2 separate regions of the Homo sapiens genome follow, and region 1 is linked to region 2. The links are chromatin loops, found by intact Hi-C in ENCODE. Cell type or tissue: transverse colon. All regions are shown on one strand. Links, peaks and the distances in the headings refer to the core of each region. The heading gives the core; the rest is flanking DNA. Region 1 overlaps USB1 (U6 snRNA biogenesis phosphodiesterase 1). Region 2 overlaps CNGB1 (cyclic nucleotide gated channel subunit beta 1).

Region 1 (6,512 bases), core at 1,513-6,512, 110 kb before region 2:
AGTCCAGAGGAACCGGCTCACCAAAAGATTGACACCCAATCACAGGACTACAGAAGGATTCTTGTCCCCCACCACCTCACCACCACATTCATACAGGCCTGTTTACCACAGTTCCTTTTACATAGTACTTCATGTCCAGCTATCGAGGAAAAATTACAAGACATACTAAAGGGCAAAAATACAATCTGAAGAAAAATAGTAAGCATCAGAACCCCTTAAATATAAAAGACTAGAAACCATACAATGTCTGATCTCAGGCCACAATGAAATTAGACTAAAAGTCTGTAACAGAAATGTAGCTGGAAAATCCCCAAATACTTGGAGATTAAAAAACACACTTCTAAATAACACACGGATCAAAGAAGAAATCTCCAGAAAACTTTATAAATATTTTGAACAAAATAAAAATGAAAACATAACTTATCAAAACTTGTGGAATGCAGCAAAAGGTGCTTAGAAGAATATTTATAGCATCAAATGCATATATTAGAAAAGAAGATCTAGGCCGGGTATGGTGGCTCACGCCTGTAATTCCAGCACTTTGGGAGGCAGAGGCAGGTGGATCACTGGAGGTCAGGAGTTCGAGACCAGCCTGACCAATATGGTGACACCCCGTCTCTACTAAAAATACAAAAATAACTGGGCACGGTGGTGCGTGCCTATAGTCCTAGCTACTTGGGAGGCTGAGACAGGAGAACCACTTGAACCTGGGAGGCGGAAGTTGCAGTGAGCTGAGATTGCGCCACTGTACTCCAGCCTGGGTGACGGATCGAGGCTCCCTCACAAAAAAAAAAAAAAAAAAGAAAAAGAAAAAGATCTAAAGTCAATCATCTGAGTTTCATCTTAGGAAAGTAGAAAAACAACAGCAAATTTAATCCAAAGTAAGCAGAAGTAAAGAAATAATTAAAATTAGAGCAGAAATCAATAAAATTGAAGACAAGAAATCAATAAAGAAAATCAATAAAACCAAAAGCTGGTTGTTTGAAAAGATCAGTAAATCAACAAGTTTCTAGCCAGGCTAACTAAGAAAAATAGAGAGGGCACACAAATTACTAAAATCAGGAATGAAAGATGGGACATCATTACAGATCCCATGGATAATAAAAGGATAATCAAAGAATACCATGAATAACTTTATGTCCACAAATTTGATAACCTAGATGAACTGGAACAATTCCTTGAAAGACCCGATCTGCTAAAACTCACAAAAGAAGAAATAATCTAAATAGGCCTAAATCTATTAAACAAATTGAATTATTATTATTTTTTTTTTGAGACAGAGTCTCACTCTTTTGCCCAGGATGGAGTACGGTGGTGCAATCTTGGTTCACTGCAATCTCCGCCTCCCAGGTTCAAGCGATTCTCCTGCCTCAGTCTCCCGAGTAGCTGGGATTACAGGCACCCGCCACCAAGCATGGCTAATTTTTTTGTATTTTTTTAGTAAAGACAGGGTTTCACCATGTTGCCCAGGCTGGTCTCAAACTCAGGCAATCTGCCCGTGTTGGCCTCCCAAAGTGCTGGATGATAGGCGTAAGCCACTGCACCCAGCCTGAATAAATAAATAATTACCTTCCGGCTGGGCTCTGTGGCTCACACCTGTCATCCCAGCACTTTGGGAGGCCAAGGTGGGTGGTTCACCGGAGGTCAGGAGTTTGAGAACAGCCTGGCCAACATGGCGAAACTGTGTCTTTACTAAAAATACAAAAATTAGCCAGGCGTGGTGGTAGGTGCCTGTAATCCCAGCTACTCATGAGGCTGAGGCAGGAGAATAGCTTGAACCTGGGAGGCAGAGGTTGCAGTGAGCCGAGATCATGCCAGTGTGCTCCATCCTGGGCAACAGAGTGAGACTCTGTCTCCGAAAAACAAACAAACAAACAAACAAACAAAAATTACCTTCCAAAACAGAAGGCACCAGGCCCAGATGGGTTCGGTTCACTAGAGAATCCCACCAAACATTTAAGGAAAAAATTAAACCAATTATCTATAATCTTTCAGAAGACAAAAGCAGAGAGAATACTTCCTGACTTATTCCATGAGGCCAGCATTATCCTCATACCAATACCAGAAAAAGACATTACAAGAAAACTACAGACCCATATCTCTCATGGACAGAGATGCAAGATTTTCAAGAAAATATTAGCAAATTGAATACAACAACATATAAAGAGAATAATGCTCCACAACTAAATGGGATTTATCCCAGGTATTCAAAGCAGGCTCAACATTCAAAAATCAATTAATGTAATCCATCCAATCAATAGGCTAAAGGAGAAAAATCAAATGATCCTATCAATAAATACAGAAAAAGTATTTGACAAAATCCAATACCCATTCAAGATAAAAACTCTCAGAAAACTAGGAATAGAGGGGAACTTTGTTAACTTGATAGAGAATGTCTAAAAATACCTATAGCTAACTGATAGGAAACTCCAAAGCTTTCCCATTAAGATCAGGAACAAGGTAATGATGCCTCCTCTCACTATTGCTTTTCAACTCATACTGGAAGTCCTAGCTAATGCAATAAGGCAAGAAAAGGAAATAAAAGGTATACAGATTAGCAAAGAAGAAATAAGCCTGTTTTTCTTTTTTTTTTCCCCAAGACAGAGTCTTGCTCTGTTGCCCAGGCTGGAGTGCAGTGGTGCACTCTCCGCTCACTGCAACCTCCACCTCCCGGGTTCAAGCAATTCTCCTGCCTCAGCCTTCTAAGTAGCTGGGATTACAGGCATGTGCCACCATGCCCAGCTAATTTTTGTATTTTTAGTAGAGATGGGGGTTTCGCCATGTTGGCCAGGCTGGTCTTGAACTCCTGACCTTGTGATCTGCCCGCCTTGGCCTCCCAAAGTGCTGGGATTACAGGTGTGAGCCACTGTGTCCGTTTTTTTTTTTTGTTTTTTTTTTTTTTTGAAACGAGGTTTTGCTCTTGTTGACCAGGACGGAGTGCAATGGTGCAATCTTGGCTCACTGCAACCATTGCCTCCTGGGTTCAAGTGATTCTCCTACCTCAGCCTCCCAAGTAGCTGGGACTACAGGCATGTCCCACCACGGCTGGCTAATTTTGTATTTTTAGTAGAAATGGGGTTTCTCCATGTTGGTCAGGCTGGTCTTGAACTCCCAACCTCAGGTAATCTGTCCACCTTGACCTCCCAAAGTGCTGGGATTACAGGTGTGAGCCACCACACCCAGCGTGTTTTTCTTCATAGATGACATAATTGTCTACGGAGAAAATCCAAAAGAACTACCAAAAAAAATTTCCTGGAAGTAATAAATGATATAGCAAGGTTGCAGTGTACAAAGTTAACATACAAAAGTCAACTTCTGTATATTTGCTTTCCTATACACCAGCAACGAACAAGTAGGATTTGAAATTAAAGATACAGGGTTTACCTTAGCACCCCCAGCAAAATGAAATACTTAAGTATAAATCTAACAAAATAAGTATAAGATCTATATGAGGAAAACTATAAAACTCTGATGAAAGAAATCAAAGAAGAACTAAGTAAGTGGAGAGATGTTGTGGGTGGCAAGCCATCCAGGTGCCGAGGCAAGAGACCGAGGGCACGAGTTGTTCCAGTATAATAAAATATATAAAACAACAAGAGTTATACTAGATCTAGATCATAGACATGATTATATATGAATATTATTAATCATTAGTTTGTAGCAATTACTCTTTATTCCAATATATAATAATCCTCGCTCTATAATCATAACCTAGGAAAAACCAGGCCATACAGAGATAGGAGCTGAGGGGACATAGTGAGAAGTGACCAGAAGACAAGAGTGCGAGCCCTCTGTCATGCCCGGACAGGGCCACCAGAGGGCTCCTTGGTCTAGCAGTAATGCCAGCGTCTGGGAAGATGCCCATTGCCAAGTGGACCGTGGTCTAACGGTAGCGTCAGTGCCAAGGGAAAACACCCGCTACTTAGCAGACCGGGAAAGGGAGTCTCCCTTTCCCCAGGGGAGTTTAGAGAAGACTCTGCTCCTCCACCTCTTGTGGAGGGCCTAACATCAGTTAGGCCCGCCCGCAGTTATCTGGAGGCCTAACCATCTCCCTGTGATGCTGTGCTTCAGTGGTCATGCTCCTAGTCTGCCTTCACACCTGTACACCTGGCTCTGCCTTTTAGCTAGCAGTAGCAAAATTAGTGAAAGTACTAAAAGTCTCTGATATGCAGAAATAATGGTGTAAGCTGTCCTCTCTCTCTCCCTCTCTCTCTCTGCCTCAGCTGCCAGGCAGGCAAGGGCCCCCGTCCAAGTGGCGTGACTCACGTAACCTTGTCAATCATTGGAGATGGCTCACACTCCTTACCCTGACCCTTTGTCTTGTATCCAATAAATATCAGCGCAGCCTGGCATTCGAGGCCACTACCGGTCTCCGCGTCTTGGTAGTAGTGGTCCCCCGGGCCCAGCTGTCTTTTCTCTTATCTCTTTGTCTTGTGTCTTTATTTCTACAATCTCTCGTCTCCGCACACAGGGAGAAAACCCACCGACCCAGTGGGGCTGGACCCTACAAGATATTCTATGTTTATAGACAGAAAGATTCAATATTGTAAAGATGTCAGTTCTTCCCAATTTGATCTACAGATTCAATACAATCCCAGTCAAAATCTCAGCAAGTTATTTTGTGATACTGACAAACGGATTCTAAGGTGTACATGGAGAGGTAAAAAACCAAAACAGGCCAAGTGCTGTGGCTCATCCCTGTAATCCAAGCACTTTGGGAGGCTGAGGCCAGAGGATTGCTTGAGCCCAGGAATTCAAGACCAGCTTGGGCAATATAGTGAGACCCTATCTCTAAAAAAAACCAAAAAAAGCCCCCAAAAAACCCAGAATAGTCAACACACTACTGAAGGAGAAGAACAAAGTTGGAGGACTGAAACTACCCAACTTCGAGACTTAACTATGTAAAGTTACAGCAATCAAAACAGTTCACCAATGGTATTGGTGAACAAATAGATGAATGGAACAGAATTGAGAACCCAGAAATAGACCCACATCAATACAGTCAACCGATCTTTGGCAAAGGAGCAAAAGCAATACAATGTGAAAAAGAGAGTCTTTTCAACCAATGGTGCTGGAATAACTGGATATCCATATATAAGAAAAGGAATCTAGACACAGACCTTCCACCTTTCACAAAAATTAACTCAAAATGGACACAGAACTAAATGTAAAATGCAAAACTGTAAGATTCCTGAAAGATAACATAGGAGAAAAATGTAGATGATCTTGGGTTTGGTGACAACTTTTTAGATATGACACCAAAGGCAAGATCCATGAAAGAAATAATTGATAAGCTGGACTTCATTAAACTTAAAAACTTCTGCTCTGTGAAGGACAACGTCAAGAGAATGAAAAGACAAGCGACTGGCTGGGAAAAAAATGTATTTGCAAAAGACGTATCTGATAAAGGACTATTATTTCAAATATAAAGAACTCTTAAAACTCAATATTTTAAGATCCAATATTAGACCCACATCATAATATTAAATAAACAAAAATGATTAAAATTTATTAATAAACAAAAATGATTAATATTAATAAACAAAAATGATTAAAAAGTGGGCAAAAGACCTTAACAGACACCTCACTGAGGAAGATACACAGATGGCAAAAAGCATTGAAAAGATGATCTGGATCATATGTCATCAGGGAAATGCAAATTAACAGACAACAGTGACATATTGCTACACACCTATTAGAATGGCTAAACTCCAGAACACTGTCAATACCAAATGCAACTCCTTTGGGCAAAAACCAAGGAATGTAATTGCTGGATTTTATGATAAGAGTATGTTTAGTTTTGTAAGAAGCCACCAAACTGTCTTATTTGAGATGGAGTCTCACTCTGTCACCCAGGCTGGAGTGCAGTGGAGCGATCTTGGCACACCACAGTCTCTACCTCCCAGGGTCAGTCAATCCGCCTACCTCAGCCTCTCAAGTAGTGGGAACCATAGGCGTGTGCCACCACACCTGGCTAATTTTTTTGTATTTTTGGTAGAAACAGGGTTTCTACCTGTTGCCGAGGCTGGTCTCAAACACCTGGGCTCAAGTGATCTGCCTGCCTCCGCTTCCCAAAGTGCTGGGACTATAGGTGTGAGCCACCTGGCCTAGCCAGTGCTACCCCCATTTTAGATTTGAAGAAACTGAAGCTCTGAGAAGTCTAGTATCTTATAAAGGGCACCCAGAGTAGTGGGCAGCGGAGTGAGGTCTGACTCTGAAGCCTGGGCATTTTTTGTCTTCCACCTGCTGATCAGAGCTAGGGTGGGATTTGAACCTTGCACACCCAGCGTACCCAGGGCCCTCTCAGAAATAAAGTGCCTGGCATGACCTTGACACCCTGCTCCAGATTCTCCTTTGGTCACCTCCTCGTGAACAGGGAGAATATTATACCCAGAGGTAATACACATTTTAGGCTACGAATTCAAAACCAAGATGACAGAAAAATCCCCAGTTCTTGAAACCTGCTCTTTCTCTGCTAAGTCAATGACTTTCCCACCACCAGTGTTAGAGGT
Region 2 (5,000 bases), core at 1-5,000:
CGCAGGGGCTACTAACATAGTAGCTGAGTGGAGGATGTCAAGGGAAGGCAGGGAAGGCTTCCTGGAGGAGGTGATATTAGTGCTGGGTTCTGAAGAATGAGTAGGAGTTTGGGAAATGCACAGGGGTGCTCCTGGCAGAGGAAACGGTATTGGCAAATGCCTGGAGGTGAGAGAGGGTGCACTACAAATCCAGAGTGGTTCCATGCGGCAGGGCAATGGTGTGCCCTGGTGAGCCAGTAGGTGGGCACTTGGCCGGTATGTATGTCTGGGGTGGGGCCCGGCCTTGCCTCTGACCCTTGCCAGGCCTTGTTCACAGATGAGTCAGAGCTGATGGTGCAGCTTCCAGACAAGATGCGGCTGGACCTCGCCATCGACGTGAACTACAACATCGTTAGCAAAGTCGCACTCTTTCAGGTACACCTTTTGGTGCCCTCACGCTCAGGGCTGTGGGAGGCTCCAAGCCCAATCTTCTCTAAAAAGTTCCTTTCCCTTCCTCACCGGGACAGGGCTGTGACCGGCAGATGATCTTTGACATGCTGAAGAGGCTTCGCTCTGTTGTCTACCTGCCCAACGACTATGTGTGCAAGAAGGTGAGCTGGCCTGGCAGCCACCACGGGATCTGGGGTTCACCATCCCCCTGGCTTTCAAGGAACTGAGCTGGAGGGGTGCCTGCCAGCCCAGGGCAGAGCGAGATTGTTGGGGAGGGAGAAGAGCGTCTGCGGCTTCATGCTGCAGTGACCTGACCAGACCCAAGAGCAGGAGCGGATTAGGAGGCTTTGCCGACTCTATGCAGTCAACACACATGTGCCTCGGGCTTTGCAAAGCATTTTCTCAGCTCCATTGACACAGGACCATGGGGGCCAGGACAAAGACCCCCCCCCCAACTCCACCTTACAGAAAGGGAAACTGTGGAGCCTGAAGAGAGGCAGGGCCTTGACTGTGTAGCTGGAACTGCTTCTGGGGTCTCCATCTTCCCATCAGGAAAATGGGGCAGGAGAAGGGATGGGCTTAGGTCAGAGGTTGCAAACTGGTGGCCTTTGGATAAGATCCAGCACACAGGTATTCTGTGGGTTTTTTTTTTTCTAATTTTTAAAAAATGTTGAATTGGTCCCCAACCTTTAAAAATTTGGAGATTTTGTATAAAAATTCAGATTTCTGGCTGAAAACAGAAAATCTGCCAGCGCTGGGTCCACTTTCCCAAATGGCAAGAGGCAGCTGGGGTGGAGGAAAGGTTGCCCCAAAGGGGGACATCGTGTCCCTTCCTGATGCCACAGCCCCCACCACTCCCCACTGCCCCACCCTAGAACCCCCTCCCTGCTCAGCTTCACCCTCTGATCCCAGAAAACATCTGGAGTTGAATCCTGGGGCCTGACAATGTCTAGAGCCCTTTCTGCTCCCTGTCCTTGGGGTTCAAGGTGAGACCAAGGTCACTTGGTGAGTGACGGGAGGGGTCAGGAACCCAGGTTTCAGTCCTCTTGCACAGAGCCGTTAATAAGTTAATAATAAACCGTTAATAAGCATACGGGGGGAAACATTACCCAAGCAGGCTCTGCAAGACTTGGGAACCCCCGTCCCCAAGAAAGTCCCTGTCTCCAGGTTATATGCTGTGCAGCAGTGAAATTTCTGGAAGCAGAGAGCCGGGGTGAAGAGGGGAAAAGTATGCTTCAGAGACCTGAGAATTTAAAGCTGCAACCTTAGGGGCAAAGAGGGGTTTGGGAGCAATAGAGTGGCCTGCCTGACACTGGAGCCCCTTCCTGGCTGTGCAGCCTTGGGCAAGTGGCTTGCCCTCTCTGAGTCCTGCTCATCTTATGGATAAAGTGGGGGATGTTGATAGTACCTCCCTCATGGGGTGGTTGTGAGGGCTGAATAAGATGTGCATACAGAGCTTAACATTGTTCCTGGCACACAGCAGCTGCCAGTACTGTTGCTGTTGTCTTCGTGGGTGATGCAGAGTTTGCTTTAAATGAGAAAAAGTGAATCTAGAGTCTGTGATTGCAAATTAAATTGAGCACTTGGTGAGCACGTGTGAAGGGCGCCCTCTGCTGTCTGGTTTTGCTCGGCAGCGATCTCTCTGAGACACCCCGGGGACTGGTTACTGAGGTGAGGGTCCCTTCACCCTTTCACTCTTGTCAAACTAAACAGAAACATGGAGGCAAACCTCTCTACCTTTTTGTTAAGGGGGTCATGCATGTGTGAAATGCACAGGAAATTTTTGTCAAATAAGTCAAAAGTGTGACAGTTACTGTCCTTGGTCACTCCCCCCACCCCTTATTTATTTATTTGTTTGTTTGTTTGTTTATTTGAGACCAAGTCCCACTCTCTCTCCCAGGGTGGAGTGCAGTGGCACTATCTCGGCTCACTGCAACCTCCGCCTCCTGGGTTCAAGCATTTCACCTACCTCAGCCTCCCAAGTAGCTGGGATTACAGGCATATGCCACCATGCCCGGCTCATTTTTTTATTTTTAGTCAAGACAGGGTTTTGCCATGTTGGCTAGGCTGGTCTCGAACTCCTGACCTCAGGTGATGTGCCCGCCTTGGCCTCCCAAAGTACTGGGATTACAGGCATGAGCCACTGCACCCGGCCCCCTTTTTAATTATTATTATTATTATTTTTTTTTTCTGTAGACCTCCTCTTCCCCTTTTAAACACATGTGACTCACAGGTAGCTGGCCAGGACAAGGGCCGGTGAAGGCATGAGGATTGGAAGGCGCATGGCAGACTAGGTGTTTCTAATTGCAGTCCAAAGCAAGCTATTCATTCATGCATGCATTCGGTTTAACTTGGGATTAAGGCCATTGTATTCATTCTCCAGGCTGCCGCGGGACACTGTGCAACTCCACCACAAGCTGGGTGGCTTCTCTCCTCAGCTTGTAGGTGGTCATCTAGTTTTTTTTGTGTCTCCTCACATCCTCTGGTCTCTATGCCTGTCTTTGTGTCCACATTTCCCTTTTGTTAGGACACCAGTCATATTGGATTAGGTCTAGAAGGACCTCATCTTTAGGAATTACATCTGCAATGACCCTATTCCCAAATAAGGTCACATTCTGAGATGCTGGGGATGAGGATTTCAATATATGAATTTGGGAGGGAGTACATAATTCAACCCATAACAACCATGAACTCTGGAACCAGACTGTCTGGGTTCAGATCCCAGCTCTTGGGCAAAGAGTGATCTCGACTCTGAGGGTTGTTGAGGATAAGTAGTACACTGCATAAAGCAATTTGGGGCTGGGCACAGTGGCTCATGCCTGTAATCCCAGCACTTTGGGAGGCTAAGGCAGGCAGATCACTTGAGGCCAGGAGTTCGAGACCAGCCTGGCCAACGTGGCAAAACCCTGTCTCTACTAAAAATACAAAAATTTGCCGGGCATGGTGGCACATGCTTGTAATCCCAGCTACTCGGGAGGCTGAAGCATGATGCCTGTAATCGCAGCTGTTTGGGAGGCTGAAGCACAAGAATTGCTTGAACCCAGGAGGCAGAGGTTGCAGTGAGCTAAGATCATGCCACTGCACTCCAGCCTGGGCGACAGAGCGAGACTCCATCTCAAAAAAAAAAAGGCAATTTGAATATTATCGTTATTGTTGTTCCCATTCCTGTTGCAGTTAGCAAATTCTTCCCGAGCCCCTGAGATGTGCCAGGTGTAGACATCATTTGATGGTGGGAGCTGCTATCTGATTTGCCCTGCCTCCATCAGTGAGTCTAACTGGAATTTGCAGAATTCCATTATACCTGCACCTCCCAGGTTAGCTGGCACTTCCCATTCCATGACATCACTAACTCCCCCACTGCAACCCTGTCAGTTATGGAGGGCATGGGGTAGTCACTCCTCCAAGTCTACAGATGGGGTGACTGAGGCCTGAGAGGGAAGTGACTGCCCCCACACGACACCCCAAGTTGTGGTGGCAGGGCTGGACCCCAGTGCCTAGGTTCCTCCTTGCCGGACCTCCAGCCTCTGGATCCAGCCCTGGCTGCTTCTCTGGTGACTTTGGGGGATGAACAGAGGGACTTGTCACTTCTTTGTTTCAGGGGGAGATCGGCCGTGAGATGTACATCATCCAGGCAGGGCAAGTGCAGGTCTTGGGCGGCCCTGATGGGAAATCTGTGCTGGTGACGCTGAAAGCTGGATCTGTGTTTGGAGAAATAAGGTCAGACGCAGCTGGGGTAAAGTGAGGGGCCTGGGGCAAGGGCTGGGAAAGAAGGCGGCCAGCGGGCAGTGCGAGTGTCTACGGCTTGGTAGATGCAGCACTGGCACCTGCTGATGTATGCGGGGATGGGGGCGGGGGAAGGTTCTCATCTGTGTGGGGCCACCACTGTCCTCCACACATGGGAAATGAAGATCTGAATGTGACCGAAACGGCAGTCTCTGAAGGGCCTCCTTCCTCCCTTCTCTGCCCCAGCTTGCTGGCTGTTGGGGGCGGGAACCGGCGCACGGCCAACGTGGTGGCGCACGGGTTTACCAACCTCTTCATCCTGGATAAGAAGGACCTGAATGAGATTTTGGTGCATTATCCTGAGTCTCAGAAGTTACTCCGGAAGAAAGCCAGGTATGTAACTTTTCTTTCGTTTAATAAAAAATTGCTAAGGACAATGAATTTCTCTTACATAACCACAGTACCTTTATCTTTTTTTTTTTTTTTTTGAGATGACATCTTGCTCTGTCACCCAGTCTGGAGTGCAGTGGAGTGATCATGACTCACTACAGTCTCAACCTCCTAGGTTCAAGTGATCCTCCTGCCTCAGCCTCCCATGTAGCTGGGACTATAGGCACGTACCACCATTCCCAGCTAATTTTTAAAATTTTTTTCTAGAGCTGGGGTCTCACTATGTTGCCTAGGCTGGTATCAAACTCCTGGGCTCACATGATCTGCTCTGACCTCCCAAAGTGCTGGGGTTACAGGTGTGAGCCACTGCGCCTGGCCTAGTACCTTCATTAAAATAAGGAAATTTCGTATTGAAACAACACTATTATCTCATTCACAATCCATCTTCAGATTTTGCT

Evidence for each region. A loop is a pair of places that touch in the nucleus more often than their neighbours do. Peaks named below come from ENCODE experiments on the same cell type or tissue, not always from the same donor. Only the 100,000 strongest peaks of a DNase experiment are listed, where the experiment ranks them.
Region 1: it touches region 2 in a loop (13-fold over the local background); 108 of 110 quality-filtered maps call a loop at or near these places.

The regions. Positions count from the first base shown.
Region 1 is chr16:58,002,744-58,009,255 of GRCh38, reverse strand. The region is part of intron 2 of USB1 (U6 snRNA biogenesis phosphodiesterase 1); the gene reads right to left. Among named protein-coding and RNA genes, the nearest start is that of USB1, 4.6 kb to the right of the region's middle. In transverse colon, for the core only: a CTCF peak has its summit at 3,771 (motif pointing right); a DNase peak (open chromatin) is centred at 3,842.
Region 2 is chr16:57,896,942-57,901,941 of GRCh38, reverse strand. It overlaps CNGB1 (cyclic nucleotide gated channel subunit beta 1), which reads left to right. Exons shown (of 33, transcript NM_001297.5): 28 at 317-414; 29 at 507-590; 30 at 4,028-4,146; 31 at 4,399-4,545. Among named protein-coding and RNA genes, the nearest start is that of CNGB1, 72 kb to the left of the region's middle. In transverse colon, for the core only: a CTCF peak has its summit at 2,057 (motif pointing left); a DNase peak (open chromatin) is centred at 2,031; H3K27me3 peaks cover 1,875 bases.